Regions from separate parts of the Mus musculus genome. Here region 2 is linked to region 1. Evidence: chromatin loops called from intact Hi-C (ENCODE). Cell type or tissue: heart. All regions are shown on one strand. Each heading gives the region's core, and the rest is flanking DNA. Links, peaks and the distances in the headings are about the cores only. Region 1 holds the start of Gm31228 (a long non-coding RNA gene). Region 2 overlaps Spaca3 (sperm acrosome associated 3).

Region 1 (11,994 bases), core at 3,800-6,299:
CCTGCATCTCCCAAGCTAGCCATGCTTTCTTGGTCCCTGGCCCTTCAATGCTGTCCTGGATGCCCAGGACACATCTCCATTCCCCTGAGATCTCCAGTAGGCATTGGCCAGCATCCTGGATTCTGCTCCACTCCCCCTGTGTCCTCTCCCTGCTTTGGAACCCATGTGCCTCTCTGTGGCAGTCATAGTTATGGTTTCTGTTGCTGTGATTAAAAACAAAAACAAACTAACTAACTAAAACCACTAACCAAAAGTAACATGGGGGATAAAGATTTTTTTCATTTTACAGCTTATAGTCCACCATCCAGGAAAGTCAGGGCAGGAACAAAGGAAGAGTATTGCTGAGTGGGTTACTCCTTAGAGCTTCTTCAGCCTGCTTTCTTATAGAACTCAGGATTACCTGCCCGAGAATGGCCCCAACCACAATGAGCTGGGCCCTCTCACATCAGTCAAGAACTAAGAAAAGTCCCCACAAATTTGCCTACAGGCCAGTTTGGTGAGGATACTTTTCAGCTGAAGTTCTCTCTTCCCACCTCATTCTAGCCTGTGCCAGTTGACAGAAAAAGCCAACCAGTACAATGTTCTGGTATGTCTGAAGAGAGCCTTTCCATTACAGTGTCAGCTTCAGCCCGGATTTTGCCAGCTGCTCCCATGTTTCTCTTGTTCTTCCAGGGCAGAGCTTGTTCCTTGCATCTAGCACAGTATACCTCCCTCAGAGGTGGCACAATAGAAAGATGGGGAGTGGGGGACTGGAGAGATGGCTCATCAGTTAAGAGCACCGACTGCTCTTCCAGAGGTCCTGAGTTCAAGTCCTAGCAACCACATGGTGGCTTACAACCATCTGTAATGGGATTCAATGCTCTCTTCTGGTGTGTCTAAAGAGAACAACAGTGTACACACATACATAGAATAAGTAAATCTTAAAAAAAAAAAAAAGACAGAGGGAGGTAGACACTGGGTGAAAATTCTTTATCTGATAAATCCCCAAATTTCCAAGGTCAGAAGGTAACTCGTGGCCTTAGAATTTGGAGCCATTTTCTAAATACCAGGCCCTGGTGGGCACAGTCTCAGAAGATAAGGAAGCCCAAGAATAAAGGGGTTCAGAGAGCACTGGGGCAAGCTGTAGGCCAAGAGAACTGACCCATAGACTTTGCAGCTGGGGGAGGTTTTCTGGGAGGAATTTAGGGTTGTACTAAGCCAGTCCATTGAACATTAAGAGACCACTGTGGAGCCATTAACATGAAGGTCTTGGTAGCCTAAACATACTTGGGGTGGGGAGGGGCAGCAGGAATAAGACTAAACTATTCTCCCTATAAACTCACTATAGTGAGTTTAGATTGTGTCTATGTGTGTGCATGTGTGCAAGTATGTGTGCATGAAAGTGCATATAAACCGTAGAGCCCAGAGGTCAATGTCAGGTGACCTCCATAGTTCTCCACCTTAATTTTTGGAGACAGGGTCTATTTCTGATCTCAGAGCTCATCGATTTGGCTAGGCTGACTGGTCCATGAGCTGCTCTGGCATTCCAGATGTGTGCCACTTCCTCCAGCTTTTTACATGGGTCCTGGGGATCTGAATTCATCCTTTCATGCTAGCATGGCAAGTGCTCTATCGACAGAGCCAGCCATTCTCCCCAGCACCTTGCTTTAGACTTTTAGCCCCACTCAGCCGTTTCACCCACAAACGGCATGGACACTAGAACAGAGCCATGGTAACTAGAGTGATGTGTCTGGAGCCACCTGAGTCAGAGCATAGAGCCTTGTCAGGACAGCAGAGCGGACACTGGCTAGTCAGGACCAGGGGCACAGTTGGACATTCCATACACTCCCCCAGGTCATCTGATTGACACACTAAAGTAAGAAGCAGTAACCTTGACTTTACTGATGAGCAAAGTGAATGGCCATAGAGGCTGAGGAACTTGCCCCAGCTCCCACAGTAAAGGGCCAGGCACAAACTCAAACCTAATTCTGACTCCAAGTCTCTTGCTGACTTCATGCTGGATTCCTACTCCTCCGGAGTCATCTCTTCATTAGAGTTGGAGGCCAGTGGTCCTAGGACGAGGGAGGATATAACCATGGGAGAACGGCTCTATCACCATTTCCACAGACACTACTCAGCTGGCGACGTGAGATGCATCTGTTACCTGGCAAACTACACGCAGCAGAGACACTCCTGAGATCCGGACTTACCATCCATCCAGCCATCCCAAAGCAGGCACTGACTTCAGCAAGATCCCCAAGGGTCAGGAGGAGTGAAGTCACCTTCTACCCCAAAGGTGTAGCTGGGACTGGCTTGCTGTTGCCTGGGTCCTGTATACAGTGGCCATTGTCTAGAGGCTTTTCCTTTGCACAGCACTGGGAAAGCTGGCCTGTGTAATATCACACATGCCTGTGCATGCACGAATTCCCTCCCCCACTCTCTCCCTCCCTCCCTCCCTCCCTCCCTCCCTCCCTTCCTCTCTCCTTTCTTCTCCCCCAACCCCAGACACTCCTCAGGTCCTGAGCAATCTGTCCTCCTGACAGAGGGTATACCAGGATGGGTGGGAGGCCTCCCAGGCTCAGGAAAGGTAAGCAATGGCAGATATTACCTTAAAGAACTCTGAGCACCCCACCCCCATCCTCCACCCGGAGTAAATGACAACTGAGATCCCAATTTAGACTTGCTTCTCTCGAGCTCAGGACAAGGGTTCAGATCCAGAGGACATTTACCACAGTAGCAGCCACTGCGACCTCAGATGTCCAGTGATGCTACCGGATCTTAAAAGAGGAAGAACAGAGACAAAAGTCAGGCCCTGAGAACTGTCCGTGGAGACCTTAAGTAAAAAAGGCAGAATGGGGTTTTTGTTTGTTTGTTTTTGTTTTCTTGGACGTTTCCCAGTCACGGCTTCCAGCAGGGCAGGAGGTAACAGCATAACACACTTTTAGGACTGATGGAAGGAGACATTTAACAAGTTTCCCCTGGAATCCAGCCTGCAGTCTGAAAGGGGTACATACAGTTCTGGTCAGAGCTGCCTTCTTGCCAGGAGAGAATGAAATATGCCAATCACAGACAAACAAGATCCTGGCCTAAGGACTGAGTTCCTGGTACCTCAATATCAAACTAAAGAGCCTGCTGACTTGAGTTTTAGCAGAGAAAATGGAACTGAGGTCAGAGGTAGCTCCAACCATGCTTAATGACAGAGATAGGACCCAGACAACAGCAAGCCAGTCCCAACATCCAGGCCTGTGGAAAGAAGATCCTTCAGGCTCCCCTACATGAATGGGATGGGAATGACAAGATCTGGAGTATGGGGCCTCGAGCTGGGTCCCACTGAGTTCTCAGGTCAGAGAAGTGCCCATTATCAGTGAGGGTGGTATTAGATGCCAGTGATCCCAGCACTGTGGAAGCTGAGGCAGGAGGATCTCAAATTCAAGGCTACAATTTAGAAGACAAGGAATGTGAGGCAAATATGGCAGTGGTGGCCAGGGCAGTGCTTATGCTGAGGACTCGGGCAGCAGTGACAGCCCTTCTGAGTCCCACAGCACCTACAGCACTTGCTGTCAGACACGCATCCAAGAAGACAGGTGGCAGCTCTAAGAACCTTGGTGGGAAATCACTATGGCATCAAGAAAATGGAAGGTCACTACGTTCATGCTGGCAACATCCTTGGCACTTAGCATCAGTTTAGGTGACACCCAGGCGCTCATGTGGGACTTGGGAGGAACAAGTGCCTGTATGCCCTGGAGGAGGGGATAGTCTGCTACACGAAAGAAGTCTACGTGCCTAATCCCAAAAACTCAGAGGCTGTGAATCTGGTCACTAGACTGCCCAAGGGTGCTATCTCTGCAAGACTTTTGTCCACATGGTTCCTGCCAAACCTGAGGAAACCTTCAAACTAGTAGACATGCTTTGAAGTCCTGTTGAGACCATTGGATGGAGCCTGGAGCCCAGGTCACAGAAACAATTGATGATGGCAGTCAAGGGTCAGGGTGAGGACAAGATCTCTGCAGAAGAGACTGGAGAGGTGGCTCAGTGGTTAAGAGCACCAACTGCTCTTCCAGAGGTCCTGAGTTCAATTCCCAACAACCATATGGTGGCAAACAACCCTCTGTAATGGGATGCCCCTTTTTTTTTTTAAGAATTATATATTTATTTCATGGACATGAGTACACTGTAGCTGTCTTCAGACACACTATAAGAGGGCATCAGATCCAGTTACAGATGATTTTGAGCCACCATGTGGTTGCAGGGAGTTGAACTCAGGACCTCTGGAAGAGCAGTCAGTGGCTTTTAACCACTGAGCCATCTCTCCAGCCCAGGGATTCTCTCTTCTTGTGTGCCTGAAGACAGTGACAGTGTACTCATATACATGAAATAAATAAATATTTAAAATTAAAAAAAAACAGAAACCAAACAATAAAAAAATGAACCTTTCTTTTTTGTATTTGCAAGACAGATTCCAGAAATAAAGGACACATGCACACAGACACACACAGACAGACAGACAGACAGACAAACACACACACAGACACACACACACACACACACACACACACACACAGAGCACCTTCAGGATTCTTGGGCCCTTTCCATCCGTCCTCAGTTCTTACACATTCCACCGCATACCCAACAAATACACTTGACTCGGTAACTACACACTTGAGGAAAACAGAAGAACAAGTTTACTATTCGCCTGGTGGTTGTAAAGCGAAATTGCAGGCATAGTGATAAAAAGGAAACAATTGACTTCGCATTTCCTCAGCTTCTAACACAAATGGGAAAGCGGAAGATACATGGGAAGCGGGGTGGGGGTGGGGAGCTCTGATGCTTCAGGAACCAAAGCACTGAACACAAACAAATTAGCAAGGGGAGCACAAGGGTCACCCGAAGAGACTATCTCGACCTAGCCACTTAGTTCTGATTGTCCATGTTGCCACGCCTTGATTTTCAGAAGCCGGAAATTCTAATTTGATATGAAGTCTCTCAATTCTTAGAGGGCAACTCGATTTTCTTGGAAACATTAAATGAACTAAATGTAGCAGCGAGCCCGGCAGCTTTCTGCGCTCTGCTGTAGAGGTACACAGCGTCTCCCCTAACTGTGGGATTACACTGCCACTCTCCAGCCACTGTTTGCCATTGCAGCAGAGCCTGTCCAGCGTGAGGCTCTCGGCTTTACCCTGCACCCAGGGCTGGCCGACAGAGCTCTAGAGAACAACTAAATCTACAGGAAGTAGAAGGCTCGCCCAGGGGCGGAAATGGGGCCTCGGAGATGATTAAATGGCCGACTGTTCCTGCAGGAAGCCCTCAGGGTTGGGGAGGCTTTTATCTGGCTCAGAAGCCAGGGCTGCCTCTCGAAGGACTTCCAGGTGCTCCTCAGCGGCAGACAGTGATTGGTCAATCCAGTCCAGGCCCCCGGTTAGATGGCAGGCGTTCCTGGTCACTAGCACCAAGTGACTAACGGACAGCAGCAGGGCGGTTGTCCTGGGGGGGGGGGGGGGAGGAAGAGATCAGACTCTGTAGAAAGTGGGGAACTTTGCACAGAAGTCCAAATGAGTACACACTCTAGGTTAGTGTTCCCCAAACCGGAGACCCTTCCCTGGAAGGTGAGCAGTTACTTAACACAATGGAGCCACACATAGGGGGATGGCTGGCTTTAAACAGAAGGTCTCAGAGCCTTTGATGAGATTAACATAACTCCATGGGGAAACGGGAGCTTTTCGGGTAGTAGAAGAGGCTTTCTGCAACACACCCATTAACAGCTCCCAGAAGGGTGTTTTATGAAACAGTTTGGATGTGGTCAATTGGATGAGCAGATCTCTAACTGCAGCCCACTTAAAGATGGGCTATATATCCCTCTTCAGTGAGCATCCCTTATTGATCACAAATCAATAAGCCTGGGGCTGGCTTATTCAACGCTAAAGAAAATGTAATTGAAAATCAAATTGAGAAGGAAGGTTTTGTTGTTGTTTCTTTGGTTTTTGTTGGTTTTTTTTTTTTTTTTTTATTTGATCTGGGGTTTTTTTTTTGTTGAAAGATTCACTCTGAAATGATTTTATATGGTGCTAGATGTATTCAGGGCTCCATTACCAATTACTAACCCATGGGAAAAGCTGAACAACACTAAGAGTGGGCAGAGAAACGTGTCATGACTTACTCGCCACCTGGCAACCATTACACAACATGTCAGTGGGAGCCTCACCAATCAAATGGAGACAGCAGGTAGGTATTTTATGGGTTTACATTCGATAGGGCTGAGTACATTCTGGGGAGTGGAGGAGGAGGGGTTCCCGAAACACCTGATGGGGAGTGTCTTCCACTGTGGCTGAGGTATTACATGTTCTCATTGCTGGGTTCACCTCACCACAGCCCCACTGGGCAGTGCTTCCAGCAAGGTGTGGCACCTGGGTAAGTCCAAAGATCAGAGGAAGGAATGGGGCGTGGAGGGCAGGGAGGCCCAGTTAGCATAGTTAAGCCTGCAGAGCCAAGGCTGACACATGGCTGGCACCTTCCTCTTAGGGATTCAGGAGGAAGATTGGGCTCTATCACCTGCCAGGCTCAGCTCACTGAATGGCTCACCCAGAGCCAGGGGTGGTTGGAAATCTGGAAAAACATCCTCTCTTCATAACCCAAGCAGCCCACCTGACATGGTTGATAATAGCGACCCTGAAGTGAGACAAGATGAGTCACACTTCCTCCCTCTCACCGTGCATCCAGGAGCTTGGGGTCCAGTGGAGGGTACATTGACTTCACGACGTCGTCCACTCTGAGGGGAGGCAATGGGACAATTGTGAGCATTTTCCTAGTCCCTTTTCCTCCTCCTTCCTTGCTGTTGTCACTCCAGACTTCTCTGGTGCTGTTACACACCCACCTTTAGGAGTCCTTTCTCTACCTGCTTCTGCATACCCAGTGGAGTCTAACAGAAAGACTTCAGATTCTACTTGGGGAATATCCCTGCTCTCTGTTTTTGTTTTCATCCCAATGGTTAAAATGTGTGAGGTCACACATAGGGAGCGATGCTGAGGATAACTACGACACTGAAAAGGTTACTACCAAGCATGAGCATGCTGTACCCTTTAACATATATATATGTGTGTGTGTGTGTGTGTGTGTATGTGTATATGTATATATATGTGTATATATATAAACAGTAAACTAAAGCTATGAAATGCAAGAGGGGACGTCTAAGGGGATGCTTGCCACTTATGGTGGCCAATCTCCCCAAATTGGGAGGGGGTGGAATTAGGGAGCACCTCACTTTTCAGATAATCTATTCCTGAAGTAGTTTAACTTTTATAAGCATTTATTACTTTTGTGGGTTTTTTTAAAGATACAAATACAGTGATATAGAACACTACCCCCCCCAAAAAAGTCACTTCACCTCTTAATTTGAGTTCAAACCTCTCCACTGTGTGTATGTGTGTGTGTTTTCCGTCCTGGATAGTCAGTCCATGGCTAATATTTTAAGTTACATTCCTACCTGTTCTGATTTGTGGGGTACAAGATTTTGCTCCCATGATCACTTGGTACAAAGAAAAAAAACTGTATAATTTGATTTCTAAAAGCACTAAGAAAAATACACAGCCCTCACTCTCAGGCCGGAGGAGCTGGTGAGCACGGCGGTCTTCAGCATGTGTCTGTCCCACCCAACTAGCCCCTTCCCCCTCTGCAGAGCCCAAGGCAGAAACTGCTCTCCCTGAAATAATAAATCATCATCGTGACAGATGGAGAAAATTAAACAGGAAGGACATGGGGACAAATATCAGCCAGAGGGCGAACTCATGAGGCCAAATGAAGAAAACAAGAGGATTCTGGCAAGAAACATGAGTGAGGTTGTCCAGGGCACTCTGCAGAGAGCTCTGCCCTCCTGACAATGCCACACTCTCACCTTGGCACACTGTTAAAAACCCTGTCCCCTCTCAGAAATCAGCACCCTAACACCCTACTTATAACCTGCACCTCGGGGCGGATCTCAAGAGTAACAAAATGCACAAGGAAGGGGCCCAGGAGATAGGGGCACTGCACGGTCTAAATATGGTGGGAGAGTAGCGGCAACGCCTGGCACAAGCTGGAGCCTGGGAGGGTGGGCGTGTCTCATGAAGCCGCTGATGCTAACCAGATATTTACACCCATGGGGGAACTCCAGAGCCAGGAGCTATTCCGGCCTGCATCCTCCCTCTCAGCGTCTCCACTCACTGACTACCTAGACAGAGTTCAAGTACTCCAAGTCTTGTATTTCCCAGAGGATTCGCCACATGGCTCCTCCTGAGCCCCACTAGGTTATTCTTGAGACAGAAAAGCCTGGTTGCTTGTGACTTAACCCAGACACCAGGAATGCACAGCGGAGGCCATTCCAGGCAGAGGGGTCAGGTGACTTGATAAGAACACTTTCCTGGAATCCCGTCATTTGATAGCCAATCCACATACCAGCCACCAGGTGGCAGCATGCATTTAGCAGGTCCTTTTGCTCTAAGAAAAGGGCCTTATTTTTCTTTGCAAAATCCAGTCCAACTGAGGGGGTGTAGTTGTTGACTGAGGCCCTGCCGGGTACCTCCCACAGGGGATTTTGCAGACAGCCAGGAATTCAGGAGGTCTGAATGTGCTGTGGCTTCCCTTCCCACCCAGTGCTAGGATGGGAATCAAGCAGTGAATGAGAGCCACCATGGAAGAAAGGTATCTATCTCTCAAACCAGTCCCCAGTATACTTATAGGGTTGGACCTAAGGGCCTGGCTGAAAAGTCTATGAAGCTATAACATAGGAGCCAGTGGGAACTGCGCCTGCTGACAGCCACTTCGTAGCAGGGTAAGGGAGGCTGACCGGTAAGGGTAGGAGCTGTCACTGTTGAGTGCAGGCTCTGTCAGCCCAGTTATACCGAGCTGTTAAAGGGCTTATGCTGGCAAGAGAAATGATGAGTGACCACCTCAGCTTAGGAATACCCACGGGAGGCAGTTCTGTATGCACTGGGGGTTCGGATAACTGAGACTGCAGACCTACTGTTTAAAGCAGTACTTGGCCTTGCTGGCTACCCCAGTTTCCCCTGTGGCGTTGTGGGACCTCACATCCACTGACCACTCACCTGGGGCTAATCCGTTTGGCCACCACAATGATGTCACTGACACTTGCTGACGTCTTCATCTTGGCCCCAGAACCCATTGTCATGGCAACGAGTTTTTCTGTCAGAGTGTGACAAATCTAATATAACAAGGAGACAAGATGTGATGTGGGTGACCTGGCTCCCCAACCCCACACCAAGGGCTCTGGCACCCTGAAAAAGATGAACACGGCCCCAACCTGGGCACCGCTGGTAAACTGGCTCCTACCCTAGTGATGAGAGGAAATGGGGTGGAAAGAGGCAAAAGCCAATAGCCTGGGTGGAAGCTGTAGGGGGAAGGGCTCTGAGATCAAGGACAGACCTTCAGCTCAAAGAGGACTAAGCTGGAATAATCCATCTAAGAAAAATCACGCGCTCCAATTTTACCACCTTGACTTGGGGGAGAAACTTTCTATTACTTCATGGTTTAGACTTCTAAATGGCTAATATCTCCAGTGGGGTGCTCACAGAAATGTGGCTGGACAAAGGGCAACTGTTTTTCTTTAGGCACATTCTCCAATAAAGACAACTATGCTGACAGTTTTTGAGGGTTGTGGGTTATTTGTACGTTTTTCCAGGTGATGATAAAAAGGGCCCTGGAAAAAGCAGGGCAAAGGCAAAATGGCAACACGTGGGCTTCTTCCTCTTCCTCCCGCACCACTGGCCAGCTCCAAGGCGTGTGGTTCTTTTCTGTATTCCCTTATGCTAAAACCAAGCATGCCTCTATCCCTGCAAAGAAGCCCCGTTACCTGCTGGTACTCGAGGCTAGGAAGCAGGAAGAAGAGTGGTCAAGAGGCCACTGAGGAGGAAGATCCACGCTCTCCACTCTCCCACCACAGGGGAGAATGGGGAGCAAAGGCATCCTGGGGTCTCAAGAGGAAGCTCAGAAGCCCTTTTCTTTATCTGAGCTCCCCAATCCAAGAAGAAGGGCCCTCCCCCTTTGATGAAAAAGGACAGGAGAAAAACAAGGCCCAGGACATATCATGTCTGGACAAAGGTAAATGTAATATGGCTTCCTGCTCCAATCTGTGAACCTAGCTACCTTTGCCTATAACCATATTTGTATGTGTAGCCATATTTATACATCCAAGGAACTTCCTGATTCTGAGGCCACCGTTTTCTACAGAGATAGCCAAAGAAGAAGCAAATACAGGGTTTTTTAATATCCTGTATGGAGTGACCTTAGAGAAAAGAGCGAGTTGTCTCTTTTGAAATACTGAATAATTAGTAGACAAAGAGATAAGGTCGCTGATGTGCAGAAGCTCATATTTGCATTTTGTTAAGTATTTGCATGTTGTTATTATTCTATTAGGAGAGACGATATCAGGCGAGAGTTGAGAAACGAACGCAAGAACCATGCGGCTGGAAACAGTGGAACTTGGATGTGATCTTCCAAGCCTTCCAAGACCAAAGTCTGCCTCCAAGTGGAAGAGCTTGTAATTTGGGTTTTTGGTAACTCTGATTGTCCTGTTTGTCTGACTATTGTCACCAAGGAAGCCAAAGGGAACCCTGTAGTAACTGAAACCTAAGTACAGGCTGTGTTCCCTGGACTGAGCTCAGAATTCATAAAGGATCCCAGGGAGGCCCTTGCTGCTGCAGCTCCATGGTCTCAGACACCCAGCCTTCTCCATGGTTGGAAAATTATCACTGGAGACCCCCAAGCCGTCCTTTCCATAAGTCACTGTGTTAAGATGACTAGACTGGGGAAAAGCCTAAAGAGGATGTTTATAATGATAATGTAAAACAGACCCGATAGGGAGAGATGGCAGCAGACAGAAGAAATATAGCATGAGGCTAACAAGGGACCATTGCAAGGTCAACTCCATGTACACCTGCAGTGCTCCATGTATACTGGAGGCGCTCCCACAACTGCCCATGACCTCACAGGGAGATCTGAATATTACCTTCAAGATGGCGATGCAGTGGGACATGAGGCCCCTGGGGAGACAAGAGGAAAGTTATCAGTACTGTTCTGAAGTGCCCATCTCCATCCAGCTCCCCCCTCTGTCCTTCAGCCGGCACCAGATTGCCTCAGCAGACAACGCCTCCACACAGAATTCCCCAGTGCTATAGCATACACAGCCGACCCACTCCTCCAGCCAGCTCTGTCACCACCTGCCAAGTTCAACGTTTGATGTCTCCGCATGTCCAACATGTCCTTTTCCTTAGACTCAGCCTGGTGAGTTCCCCTTTGCAAACCCAAGTCAAAAAGCACCCACTCAGGGGAGGGGTTTATGAGGCCCCATGCTCCATAAGGGCTTATAAGTAGTTAATGGTTGTTAAGTAAAGGAAAAGGAGAGGCATTTTCTTAGCTAGTTGTGTGGCTACTATTGGGATGGCCAGGCTCCTATAAGCAATCCTAGTTAAATTAAATGGGGCTCGTTCTGTCTCTGTCTGTCTGTCTGTCTGTCTCTCTTTCTCACACACACACACACACACACACACACACACACACACACACACACACACACACACAACATAAAAGAAAAAGATAGAAGTAGACTACTTAGGGAGAGAAGGGTATTATAGAAGTAGGAGGTGGATGGGAGATGGTAATGGGGAGGGAGTGTGGTTAAAATACATGATAAACATGTATGAAAATGTCAACATGAAGCACAAGCACAATTTTAAACATTTCTTCAAATGCACCCCTTTGGGATATGTTTCCTCAAAGCTACCTTGATCTTCTTACCCCAGGCAGATCTGAACCCTGCTAACTCCCTGTGCCACTCGCCATACACGGAGACTCCCTAAAACCTCTATGACACTGGCTTTGGTACAGTTCTATCTCCTGTCATTTTGACATCTTCAAGGCCTGGCCCCACACCCTGTATATAGCACCCTGATATAAGTGTGTGTCAGTAAACAAGAAGATAAAAGGATTATGAAAAGAAGTGGTACACACTTCACAAAGAACTGTCCTGTT
Region 2 (11,994 bases), core at 3,743-6,242, 52 kb before region 1:
CAAGACCAGCAAATGTGGAAGGATGGGGGGTCTGGAGGCTGACCTCAGACTCTCCCATCAGGGACAGGGACAAAGGGAAGTGTCTATTTGTGTATGTAGGATCCTATCTGATGCCTCTGCTTTCTTCCAATTTGACAACTTCAGACATTTTAAAAATTAACAACTGAAGATGATATTTGAACTGCTTCAGTAGATTTCTAGCTTCCTTCCAAGAGCGATAAATTAGAAATAGGACTCATTTTTTGTGATGGGCCAAAGAGTGTTTAGACACATTTGTATAGCTTTGGGGCTCACATATCTATGTATTTCTTCCTATTTGGGGTTTCCAGCTTTGTTCAGCTTAGGGTATGTCTATGTACTTAGCCTGTTTAAATGTTCACACACACACACACTACAAAAGAACAAACTAATAACCAGTATCAATTAGTCCATGGTTAACAGAAGATAGTCTAACTTCCAGAGAGTGGTGGTCTGTTTTTCTTGCCGTCATTACAAATAAGTATTCATACAGACGTTTTTTAGAGTGATGATTGGGAGGGGTCATGGGTGCAGAGGTCACTCGGGCACATGTCACAAGCTAAACGATCACCAAAGATGACACATAGGCTTGGAGTTGAGAACAGTCACGTGGCCATACCTCAAGGTGACGCTCAGTGGCCTTGGAGGCTGGGATAAACTGATTGATGAGTGGCCCCAGGCCTCACAGGCAGTCCAGCAGGCTGCTGTGGTCAGTGGAGCGAAAGAACCAAGTCCTTCTGCGAGCATCCGAGCTCTGCCAGCAACTGAGCTGGCTGCGCACAGGCTGTTGCTTTGTTGTTTTTGGCAAAGACGCCAGAGTTATTTTATTTTCCTCTCTCCAGCTTGAAGCTATTTTTGTGAATGTTTTAACTGTGAACGTGCCTTGAGAGTAGCTTCCAGCACCACACGCACTGATGGGACTGGAGGCTCTGGCTCTTAGTAAGCTAGAGGTGGCCACTGGGAGCCCAGCACCCACAGGGGTGAGCTTGCCAGGTGACATGCCCCTTCCAGGAAGCTTGGCTCAGCCCACTTGAACAGAGGGACCCAAGGAGAAGGAAGCCAGGAGACTTTCTTCCTTCACAGACTCAGAGTCTTCCATTCCTGGAATTGTACAGCCAAGGGGCTCCTTCAGGCCTCGGTGACTGAACTTCCCGGTTACAGAGGAGAAAGGGGGTTCAGAGAGGCCAAAGAATTCCTTCTGCAGGAGGGTTCATCCAGCCCCGACCCACATACAGTGGGGCAGTCCCCATATTGCATTAGGAAAGCTTCCTGGCAGAGGTGGAGAAGGGAACAGGAGAAAAATAAAAAGCAAATAGCCAAAATATGAAGAACACAGATCCACTATTCATCCCCTCGACTGTTGTGTGCCAGGCATTTGCCCTCACATGGAGTTTACAGTCTGAGTGGAAATACTAACAAGTATACAGATGGATTGGGGTCCCAGTTGAAGGGGCATGAAAAGAGGTGTAAGGTGGGTCCAGGAGGTTAGAATAGGCAGAGTTTAGGGGGACTGGACAAGGTCAAGGAAACCCAAGAAAAGACATGATAGAGGAAAATGAAGTCATGTGTACACATACACACACATATACACGTACACACATACATACACACACATATACACGTACACACATATACATGTACACACATACATACACACACATAGAAAACACATATACATGCACACACATATATACACACATACATGCACACGTGCACACATGCAGAGAGAGAGAGAATGAGAGAGAGAGTACAAAGGTCCATAAGAGACTTTTTCCAAGGTTTCTTCATTACTATTTGTTTCCTGTAACATATTGATTTTTAATCTTGTTTCGATCACAAACCCATTTTAGAACAAAGTGGAAACGATGAATCCTTCCCCACCACCCCACCCAGGAATGATGTTCATAACCATGGGGACAGGCATTAGGTTGCCAGTCAGTGACCCTCCATGGCCCCACTGATGCTGGCCATGCCCTAGAGAGTGCTGACTAATCTCCTAAAGAGCCCACACCAGCACACAAAGAGCGATTGATGTTTCTTCTCCCTAAATGGCACAATGACAGTCATTTTTTCAATTTGCAGAAGGGAAAAAAAAGATAGGATTTGATCAATTTCAATTTTTTTCCTCCTTAATTTTTTTTTTAAACCTTTGACACCTGCTGCGGCGTGTGAGCGAGTGAGCACGTTCTCACGGATGGCAGATGGAATGAGTGAGCAGAAAATGAATACACACAAGAAAACTCAGGAACGCGATTTCGTAAAATTATTTTATGCTTGTGGAGATTCTGAGGGCTGAAGAGACCTGCATACCTGAATAGCAACGAGAGCACCTGCTTTACAGACGTGCTCATGGCCTGCTTGCTAAGTGAGGGGAATCTGTACATGATGTCCTGGGCGGCCATTGAGCCTTCCTGGCTTGATTTGGTTTGGTTTGGTTTGGTTTGGTTTGGTTTGGTTTGGTTTGGTTTGGTTTGGTTTGGGTTTGGGTTTGGGTTTGGGTTTTGTTTTTGTTTTTGTTTTTGTTTTTGTTTTTATTTTTGTTTTTGTTTTAGACAGAGTTTCTCTGTGTAGCTTTGGCTGCCTTAGAACCTGCTCTGTAGACCAGGCTGGCCTCAGACTCAGAGATCAGCCTACCTCTGCCTCCCTAATCCTGGTGTGTGTGTGTGTGTGTGTGTGTGTGTGTGTGTGTGTGTGTGCATGCCACCACAGCCAGGCTTCACCGTTTTTTTTTTTGTTTTGTTTTGTTTTGTTTTGTTTTTTTAGTATGTATGTTCTCTCTGTGATACGATAACAAGATCCAAAGCAACATGGGAGGGAAGAGTTTACTTCACCTTCCATGTCCCAATCACAGTGCATCATAAAGGAAGTCAGGGCGGGAACCTGGCAGCAGGGGCTGATGCAAAGGCCATGGAGGACGGTTGCTTACTGGTTTGCCCTCCGTGGCTTGTTCTGCCTACTTTCTTATAGAACTCAGGACCACCAGCCCAGGGGTGGCATGGCTCCCTATGGAGAGGGCCCTACCACATCAGTCATTAATCAAGACAATACTCTCACAGACTTGGCCTAGAGGCTTATTTTACGGATGCATTTTCTCAATTGCGGTTCCTTCTTTTCAGATGACTCTAACTTATGTCACGTTGACACAGAAGTAGCCAGCACCAATGCAAAGCTTGCTTGATCATAGAAACTCCTACATCCTGAGACTGGATGCCTGGAATGGTGTTGGGAGGTGGAGTTTAGATGTCTACCCTCCTTGAAGAGCTTCTCTGAGCCATATTCATTTGCCCAACTTACCGCTATTGTGGGCCATTTGTCTTTAAAATAATTCCGGCGTTCATGGTTTCTTTTTAAAGGGGATCGCATCCCACTTAAAACAAGTCTGATAGAGAATCATTGCTGAGCACCAACTCATACCCAGCTCGGTTCCTTTCAAGACGGTGAGAAGGCAACCTTGGCCACTCTACCCCTAGCTCATCATTTCATAAGCATTTTCTGTGGGCCCACTATGTGCCAGGTACTGTGCCAAGCCCTGGGGGTTTCCTACAGTTAGGAAAACATTCTTTTTAAAACTTTTTATATATGTTTTGATTATGTTCTTTCCCTCTTCCACCTACTCTCAGAGTATCCCTATGAATCTATCTTCATATTCCTTTGTTCTCTTAAGCATGCACACACACTAAAAACCATGGAGTCTATTTTGTATGGCCCAACTACTCCTGAGCATGAATCCTGCCCTGGAATGTGGCTGGCATGCCCAGTGTCACGCCATTGAAGGAAACTGATGTTCCCTTTCCTAGCTTCTCGGCGAGGAGTTGGACTTTGCATCCACTTTCCTTTCTCCGTGCTGGGATTGGACTGGTTTGAACTCACACAGGGGAAAAGACAACTCTTGTGTTCAGGAAGCTCAAAGCCTAGCTAGGCAGACAGCTGACCAGCAAGAGGGACAAATGCCTGGGTCACATTGTTCACTGAGAATAAATACACAGACACAGGAGGCTGGCTGAGTTAGGGAGGGTGCTGACTGAGGCTCCGAGAAAGGATTGGAAGTTACAGGCACACGCATGCAGGAGACATACTAAGTGAAGGTTTGCAACCAGCAGAAAACCTGGAGGGTCGGAAGAATGCTAAGGCCCTGCTTGGTTTCTGCTCTCTCCCCAGGCTGCATCTCCCTACTCTGGGTTCCAGCCTACTGGGAATCCAAATGCTGGTCCAGAGTTGGAGGCCAGAATGGGCTGAGAACAAACAGTGGCCTTTGTACCCTGACCTTTCCAGCTTATTTTCAGGCAATCGAGCCGTATCATGGCAGCCGAGCTCTGGACCTCTTCTAAGATTCAAGTTCCTTCTGAAACTGAGGGTGACCCCTCGTCTGTTGACCGGGAAGGTTCTGGAAACTCTGGAAAGTAACCCTGGGGTGCCTGATTCTTTTTAAAACAGAAAAGACAAAGACATCCCATTCCACACACCGACTCCGTCAAGGTTGATGGTTACTGACATGGCAAAAGGATTCTTGGCCACACCACACCCTAGCTCATAAGACAGAGGATGTTCCGATTTCCGTGTCTGACCAGGCAAAGGAAAGCAGCACCTATGCCACTCATGGATCTCAGAAATGCTGACTTCTGTCTGAGTGGAGGCCATTTTGATTTTTGTGTTTTTTTTTTTGTTTTTTGAGACAGGGTTTCTCTGTTTAGCACTGTCTGTCCTGGAACACACTCTGTAGACCAGGCTGGCCTCGAACTCAGAAATCCACCTGCCTCTGCCTCCCAAGTGCTGGGATGAAAGGCGTGCACCACCACCGGCCCAGCTCACCCAGAGTGTTCAGAGATGCACAGAGGACACACAGAACACCATGACCTCAGCCAAAGAAGGGCATCGGCAATATCCACCAGAGCCACCAGGGGGCGCTGACTTCTGACCTGAGCATCAGATAGGATAGCTTGCCAGTCATCCCCAGAGCATAGATCTGTCCTTTGGCTAATGACAAAGAAAAGCCTGCTTCAGATCTGTCTCCTAGAGCGATTCTAGTCTGGAATGGGAACTCCTACCAAACTTGATACTCTTCCACACTGCCACTTTAACCAAACTCGTTCTCCTCCCTCCCTTCACGCCCTCTCCTCTCCCTCCAATTAGTGAAATAGGACACAGGAAAGGTCTTCGGGTAGGTGGAGCCTGAGGATGCCCACTGGTCCCTGAGGCAGCTGGTTCTTTCAGTACACCCAGAGCTCAGGAAAGCACACCAGGAGCATTTCTTGAGCCTGACTGTGCCAAGCAATGTGATTGTCCCTTTCCTGCCCGTAGCATTCAAGGTGGCCTTTTATAGCTCTTCTGCCTAAAAGGAATGCTGACTTTCCCAAGGTCAGATTGCCAGGGTTGGAGAGAAAACCCCATTGCTCCAGCTCTGCCAATCATGCTGGGTCCTGTCAGCCGACAGATATGACTTAGCAGGCAGTGGGTCTGACTCAGATAAAGAGCAGCCTGGGTGATTTCCTGGAAATCAGGAGAAGCAATGTACTTACTTGGAGGGAAGCAGAGGCCTGCCACGTAGGTTGTTCTTAGCAATACCATAGACTGAGTCGTGGCTTTGTTAAAGGTATCAGGGCCTATCTGTCACCCTCTCATTCGACAAACTGAGTGCCTACCCGTCATTCGTCATTCGTTCACACAGCAGTTGGACCTTCAGGAGGCTCATCCATTTGTTGAGTACTATGCTCAGCTGTTCTACGTGCTGGAGACAAAAGAAACAAAGTTCCTGCTCTCTTGCTTGTTACAATCTAGTAGAAGAGACTGGATGGATGTGGTTGTGTGGGTGTGTCTCTGCATCTGTGTGTCTATGTGTCTGTGTGTGTGTGTCTTCAGATGTGTATGAAATCATGGCTGATGGTAGGACCTGGTAAGGTAGTATCAAGGAATACTGAGGTGCCTCCTTCAGCTCTGGCTGTCAGAGACTCACTTTGAGGAGGTGAGATTGAGGTAAGCCCTGACTGAAGAAAGGAGTAATCACTAAACAATCTGGCGAAATGGCCTTCCTGGGAGCTACAACGGCCCTGATGCTTATTGCATTCAAAGCACAGAGTCAGTGAACGAAAGTCTAATGAGTGACTGAGAAGGGTATGAAAAGCGTGCTGATCCCAGTGAGCTAGCTTCCGGGACGCAGCCGCTAGAGTAAAAAGCTCAGGGGAGTAGAGAGAGAACTCTAGTCAGCTGAGCCCTCCTATATCAGGAGCAAATTTGAGTGTCGAGCTGAAGGTGAAGAAGACCCTGTGGTCAGAACGCAAGGCAAGGTTGAAGGAGGTGTGTCAGCAGCACAAGGTAAGAGGCAAATCCTCTTAGGAAGCCATTGTGACTGTCCCAGGGAAGAGAGAGAAGGGCTTAATTTAATGGCTGAGTGAAGAAGGGCCTGTCACACTAGCAGAAGGACCTGAGTTTTTAAAAGTTGGCCAGGGGGTGGGGGGTGTTACATATCTGTGATCCTAATGCTGGAGAATCAGAGACAGGAAGATCTCTAGAGCCCAATTGGTCAGCCACCTAGCCTAATCAATGAGTTCCAAACCAGTAAGAGACCCAGTCACAAAACAAAAACAAAAACAAAGAAACCAAGGTGAGCGGTGCCAGAGGAACACCACTGCGGTTAACTTCTGACCCCCGTATGTGCCTGCACGCGAGTGCGCACACACACGTGGGGGGGGGGGGCAGTAGGCACACAAACAACCAAACTAAACGCGGGGGGGGGGGGGAGTAGGCACATACAACCAAAATAAAGGTCAAATAGGCAAGATTTTGAGAGCAGGGGACTGTAGGGGAGGCTGATGGGGAAATGGGAACGGGGACACCAAGATTTACCCTGAGTACCTAACACAGCTGAGCATCTCTCTCAGGAACTGAGCTTGGGACTCGGTGCTCCTCTCTTTTCTACTCCTGGGTGAGTTTATGCACTGTCAAGCATCTTTGTAACACTGACCAGAGCGCTCTCCTGGTTACTGCTTCTCCATCTCTACCTGTTCCCAGTCAACTCCCTAGCCCAAGCCGCCAGGGTCCTCTTATCCAGACCTGACACTGCTCAGCCACACCTTAAAGAGGCCTGAGACTATGATCACAGCCTCCACATCCTTCTAACAACCGTCCCCTTGGTTCCAAGAGCCTCATTCCGCCATTCCTGGACTCCTTTCTCAGACTAACTGAATGAGGCCCACTGGAGCAATCAGGCGATGCAGGCACAGACATCTGAAGTTACAGCAGCCAAGATAGATGAGTCCTGGGTTCTTTGACCCTTTATCCACGTACGATGACTGTATATACTCGGGGAGTCAGATTGACTCAGGTACAAATTGCCCTTCCTTGAATCTGTGTCCTTATCTACAGTATAGGGATGATAGTGGTACCCACATTCTTTTATTATTATTGTCCCAGGGTACAAATCAGATAATGCATGCCACATGGTCAGCCCATGGGCTTTTCATGATTTAATAGATCCATTAGTCATCAATGTCACCTTTTAGCAAGATGTTTTTATTACTGTCCACTTGGATAAACAGCTCCCATTTTTATCACCCATTGGCCAGTCCAGCCATAAGTGGAAACCAGTGCATTTCCTCAATCGTAGATGGTCTGTCACCTCTCCAGTATTTTTCGGCAGTTTGGGGGAAGTGAACATTGAGTGACATTGAATGACATCCCCCTAGGAGCCACCAACCGTGCCCCAGCTTACAGTTGAGCGTACACGGGATTCAGTGAAAGCCCTCCTGGAGGACACTACAATCTGAAGTCAACACTCATTCTTCTCACACATCTCCCATCATTTCTACAGCTGCGCTGTCTGATTTTATGTCAGCTTGACACAGGCTAGAGCCATCTGAGACGAGGGAGCCCAACTGAGAAAATGCTTCCGTGACGTTGGGTGGTCGGCAAACCTGTAGAGCATTCTCTTAATTAGTGATTGATGTGGGAAGGCTCAGCCCATTGTGATTGGGAATCATCCCTGGACTGGTAGTCCTGGGTTGTAGAAGAAAGCAGACTCAGCAGGCCATGGGGAACAAGCCAGTAAGTAGCCTTTGCATAGCTCCTACCTTGTCTGAATTCCTATCCTGACTTCCCTCAGTGATGAACAGTGATACGGAAGTGTAGGCCTAATAAACTCTTTTCTTCCCAAGTTGCTTTTGGTAGTGGTAATTTTTTTTTTCACAGCAATAGTAACCCTAAGACAATTGCTATTCGAGCATTTCAAGACCCTGCCTACCTTGCTCCTTTAAACACATATGTCGCTGGTAACTGACTCAGAGATCTTTGCCTTCCACAGACCTTCCCACATACTGGAAAGGGCACTCTGCATTTTTCTACCTTAAACTCACTGGCAAGCCTCACCCCATCTCCCAGCTTTTTTTTTTTTTCTTACATTTTGTTCGGTTGTATTTTTCCATTAACTTATGTTATTCACTTTACATCCTGATCGATTTCCCCTTCTCTCTGTCCCCTCCTCATACAGTCCCATCCCCATCTTCCAATCCTTTCTCCTCTGAGAAGGTGAAGTCCCCATCTGGGTACCAGTCCACCCTGGCAAATCAAGTCTCTGCGGGGCTAGGCAAATCCTCTCCCACTGAGGCCAGACAAGGCAGCCCAGTTAGGGGAACAGAATCCACAGGCAGGCAACAGACTTAGGGATAGCCCTGGATCCAGTTGTTGGGGGGACCTGGATGAAGACCAAGCTGCACATCTGCTACATATGTGCAGGGAGCCTAGGTCCAGTGCATGTATGTTCTTTGGTTGGTGGTTCAGTCTATGGGAGCCCCCAAGGGCCCTGATTAGTTGATTCTGTTGGTCTTCCTGTGGAGTTCCTAACCCCTCCAGATCCCCCAATCCTTCCCCCAACTCTTCCATAAGATTCCCCAAGCTCCATTCAATATTTAGGTGTAGGTCTCTGCATCTATTTCACTCAGCTTCTGGGTGTAGACTCTTATAGGACAGTTATGCTAGGCTCCTGTCTGCAAACATAACAGAGTATCATTAATGTTATCAGGGATTGGTACTTGCCTATGGGACAGGTCTCAATCTGGGCCAGTTATTGGTTGGTCATACCCTCAGTCTGTGTTCCATCTTTGTCCCTGCATTTCTTGTAGACAGGACTAATTTTAGGTCGAACGTTTCGTGGATGGGTTGCTGTCCTTATCCCTCCACTGGTCCTGCCTGGCTACAGGAAGCAGCCACTTTAGGCTCCACATCCCCCTGCTATGAGTCTCAGCTAAAGTCACCCCAATAAACTCCTGGAAGCCTCCCCTTCCCAGGTCTCTGGCAGGGCCCAGAGATGCCCCTCATAGCAACCAATTTCCATTCAGTCTCTCAGCCCTCTGGCCCTCTCTCTCCTCTGTCTCTCCCCACACCTGATCCTGAACCCCTTCTTTCCCTCCCCATCCCCTCTCCAAGCCAGTACCCTCCCTCCACCTGCCTCCTGGGACTGTTGTTTCCCCCTTCTAAGTGAGATTCAAGCATCCTCACTTGGGCCTTCCTTCTTGTTCAGCTTCTTTGGGTCTGTATATCGTGGGTATCCTGTACTTTATGGCCAGCATCCACTTATAAATAAGTGTATCCCATGCATGTCCTTCTGAGTTACCTCCCTTGGTGTGATATTTTCTAGTTCATCCATTTGCCTATAAAATTCATAATGACTGTGTGTTTTTTAATAGCTGAATAGTATTCTATTGTGTAAGTGAACCACATGTTCTGTATCCATTTCATTTCTCAGCTTCTTAAAGGAAGGTAATATTTGGTGACTTCCTCTTCCAGGAAGTGACCAGCTATCATTGTCAGTGACTCTTGAATATCCCACTTCTAGAGAGCACTGAAGACCAAGGTGGCCAATAAAGCTAAGGAAACCCTGTGGTCCTTCCCTTTCAGTCCCTCTGCACCACAGGATATAAGGGGTCAACCAGAGCTGCAGGAAGCAAGCATCCCTGGGACCTTTCCAACTACACCAGGGGTTATCTAAGGTCACCAGGTAAAACTGCATTGGCTCCCAGTTAAATCTGAATTCCAGATATAGAATTTCTTCAATATTCTCAATATGGATTAGTTTGATCCATACAAGATTTGAATCATACCTGTCGACTGAAGTTACTTGTTTTCCTGAAATTCAAATTCAACCAGGGTATCCTATTTTTGGTTTGGTTTGGTTTTTGTTAAATTTGGCAACTCTAGACCCAAACTCTGCCAGATTTGGGGAAAGCAGGAACAGACGATGCCCCCCCCCCCCCCACTGAAGCCTTCCATAATAGGCTTCTTGAAGTCTACTGAAGCCAAGCCCAAGTGAGCAAATGAGATGAAAAAGCCTTGACTTCCGATGGGTACTTGTAGACCTGCAGAAAACTGAAAATCATGCTTCTGTCAAATTAGACTTTTATTACTTGGCTTGTCTTCCCAAGCCTGGGTCAGGAACAAGTCCACACTTCCCAGCCAGCTGTATGCGGCTTGGTCCATCCAGAGAGGGTCCTAGAAGTCACAGCCATCCACCCAGTCACTGAGGTCCCTGCCCTGGCAGTGGTGCCTCCAGGCTTCCCTGGGGATAGAAAACGAGAAGGAAGAGAGTCCACTTTAGCAGCTGGGTGGGGGAGGGTGCGAACCTTTAATCCCAGCACTTGAGAGGCAGAGGAGGTGGATCTCTGAACGTGAGGCAATCCTGGTCTACAGAGCAGATTCCAGGACAGCCAGGGCTACATAGAGAAACCCTGTCTCAACAAACAAGCAGAAAGAATCCACATCAGCTTCAGGTCTGGGTGCTGCTGTTGAGAGAGAAGAAAAGGTAAAGGGCTCTAAACTGAAGAGGAGCAAAGACAAGGACTAGGAGGATGGAGAACAGTGAGCTGAGCTAGCCAGCCAGCAGTCACAGAGGGTCAAAAAAGGACAATATTACCTTATTTTACCACTGGAGATAGAAACTAGTATGCTCCGGATACAAACAAGCTTACCCATTAGTCCTTATCAAAGGGTTAGAAGTTGGAACCTGGAGCCTAAATCCAAAGCGCCTTTCCTACACCCAAGTGCTTCTGGGGACAGTGAGCTACACCTTGCATGTGTATAGCTCTCACAGTTTGCATGTCTTACACATGTATAGCCCTCATGGTTTACATGCCAGCAGACCTTTTACCCACTTATAACTATTTCCCTCCTGTCTCCAGATGGCCTATTAGATTGATTGGGTAGATATTATCTCCCCTATATTCCAAATGAAAAACTCTGGTAGTGCTGTTAACTTATCCACTTGTCCAAGGCTACAATGCACTCAACATTTCCTGATTGCCAATGTAGGTCCTTCCATTGTTGTCTGCTATACACTTTGGGGACCACTCCTTTGTATCGCTCACAGATATCTTTGTTTTGGGGGTGTGTGTCCCAGAATGTGTACACCTTGTTTTTTGAGACAGGGTCTCTCACCAAACCTGGAGCTTACCAATTTAAGCTGGGCTGGTTGGCCAGCGAGCCTCAGAAATCTGTCTCTGCTTTCCTCGTGCTGGGATTACAAATGCCAACATACCAGCCTTTTAATATATGTTCTGGGGATCAAACTTGGGTTTTCACTCTTGTGCGATGAGCAGTTTTTTAAATATTTTTATTACATATTTTCCTCAATTACATTTCCAATGCTATCCCAAAAGTCCCCCATACCCTCCCCCCCACTTCCCTACCCACCCATTCCCATTTTTTGGCCCTGGCGTTCCCCTGTACTGGGGCATATAAAGTTTGTGTGTCCAATGGGCCTCTCTTTCCAGTGATGGCCGACTAGGCCATCTTTTGATACATATGCAGCTAGAGTCAAGAGCTCTGGGGTACTGGTTAGTTCATAATGTTGTTCCACCTATAGGGTTGTAGATCCCTTTAGCTCCTTGGGTACTTTCTCTAGCTCCTCCATTGGGAGCCCTGTGATCCATCCAATAGCTGACTGTGAGCATCCATTTCTGTGTTTGCTAGGCCCTGGCATAGTCTCACAAGAGA

What was found. A loop is a pair of places that touch in the nucleus more often than their neighbours do. Peaks named below come from ENCODE experiments on the same cell type or tissue, not always from the same donor. Only the 100,000 strongest peaks of a DNase experiment are listed, where the experiment ranks them.
Region 2: it touches region 1 in a loop (5-fold over the local background); 2 of 42 quality-filtered maps call a loop at or near these places.

What each region holds. Positions count from the first base shown.
Region 1 is chr11:80,814,678-80,826,671 of GRCm38, reverse strand. It overlaps Tmem98 (transmembrane protein 98), which reads right to left. Exons shown (of 7, transcript NM_029537.2): 4 at 10,973-11,006; 5 at 9,054-9,169; 6 at 6,683-6,742; 7 at 4,639-5,460. The coding sequence ends at 5,253. It overlaps Gm31228 (a long non-coding RNA gene), which reads left to right and starts at 5,473. Exons shown (of 6, transcript XR_001780272.2): 1 at 5,473-5,582; 2 at 6,046-6,198; 3 at 10,381-11,247. It also overlaps the pseudogene Gm11207. In heart, for the core only: CTCF peaks have their summits at 4,669, 4,923 and 5,122; a DNase peak (open chromatin) is centred at 5,251; H3K27ac peaks cover 743 bases.
Region 2 is chr11:80,866,205-80,878,198 of GRCm38, reverse strand. It overlaps Spaca3 (sperm acrosome associated 3), which reads right to left. Exons shown (of 5, transcript NM_029367.1): 5 at 10,385-10,561. The coding sequence ends at 10,495. Among named protein-coding and RNA genes, the nearest start is that of Spaca3, 14 kb to the right of the region's middle. In heart, for the core only: a CTCF peak has its summit at 4,918 (motif pointing right); a DNase peak (open chromatin) is centred at 4,918.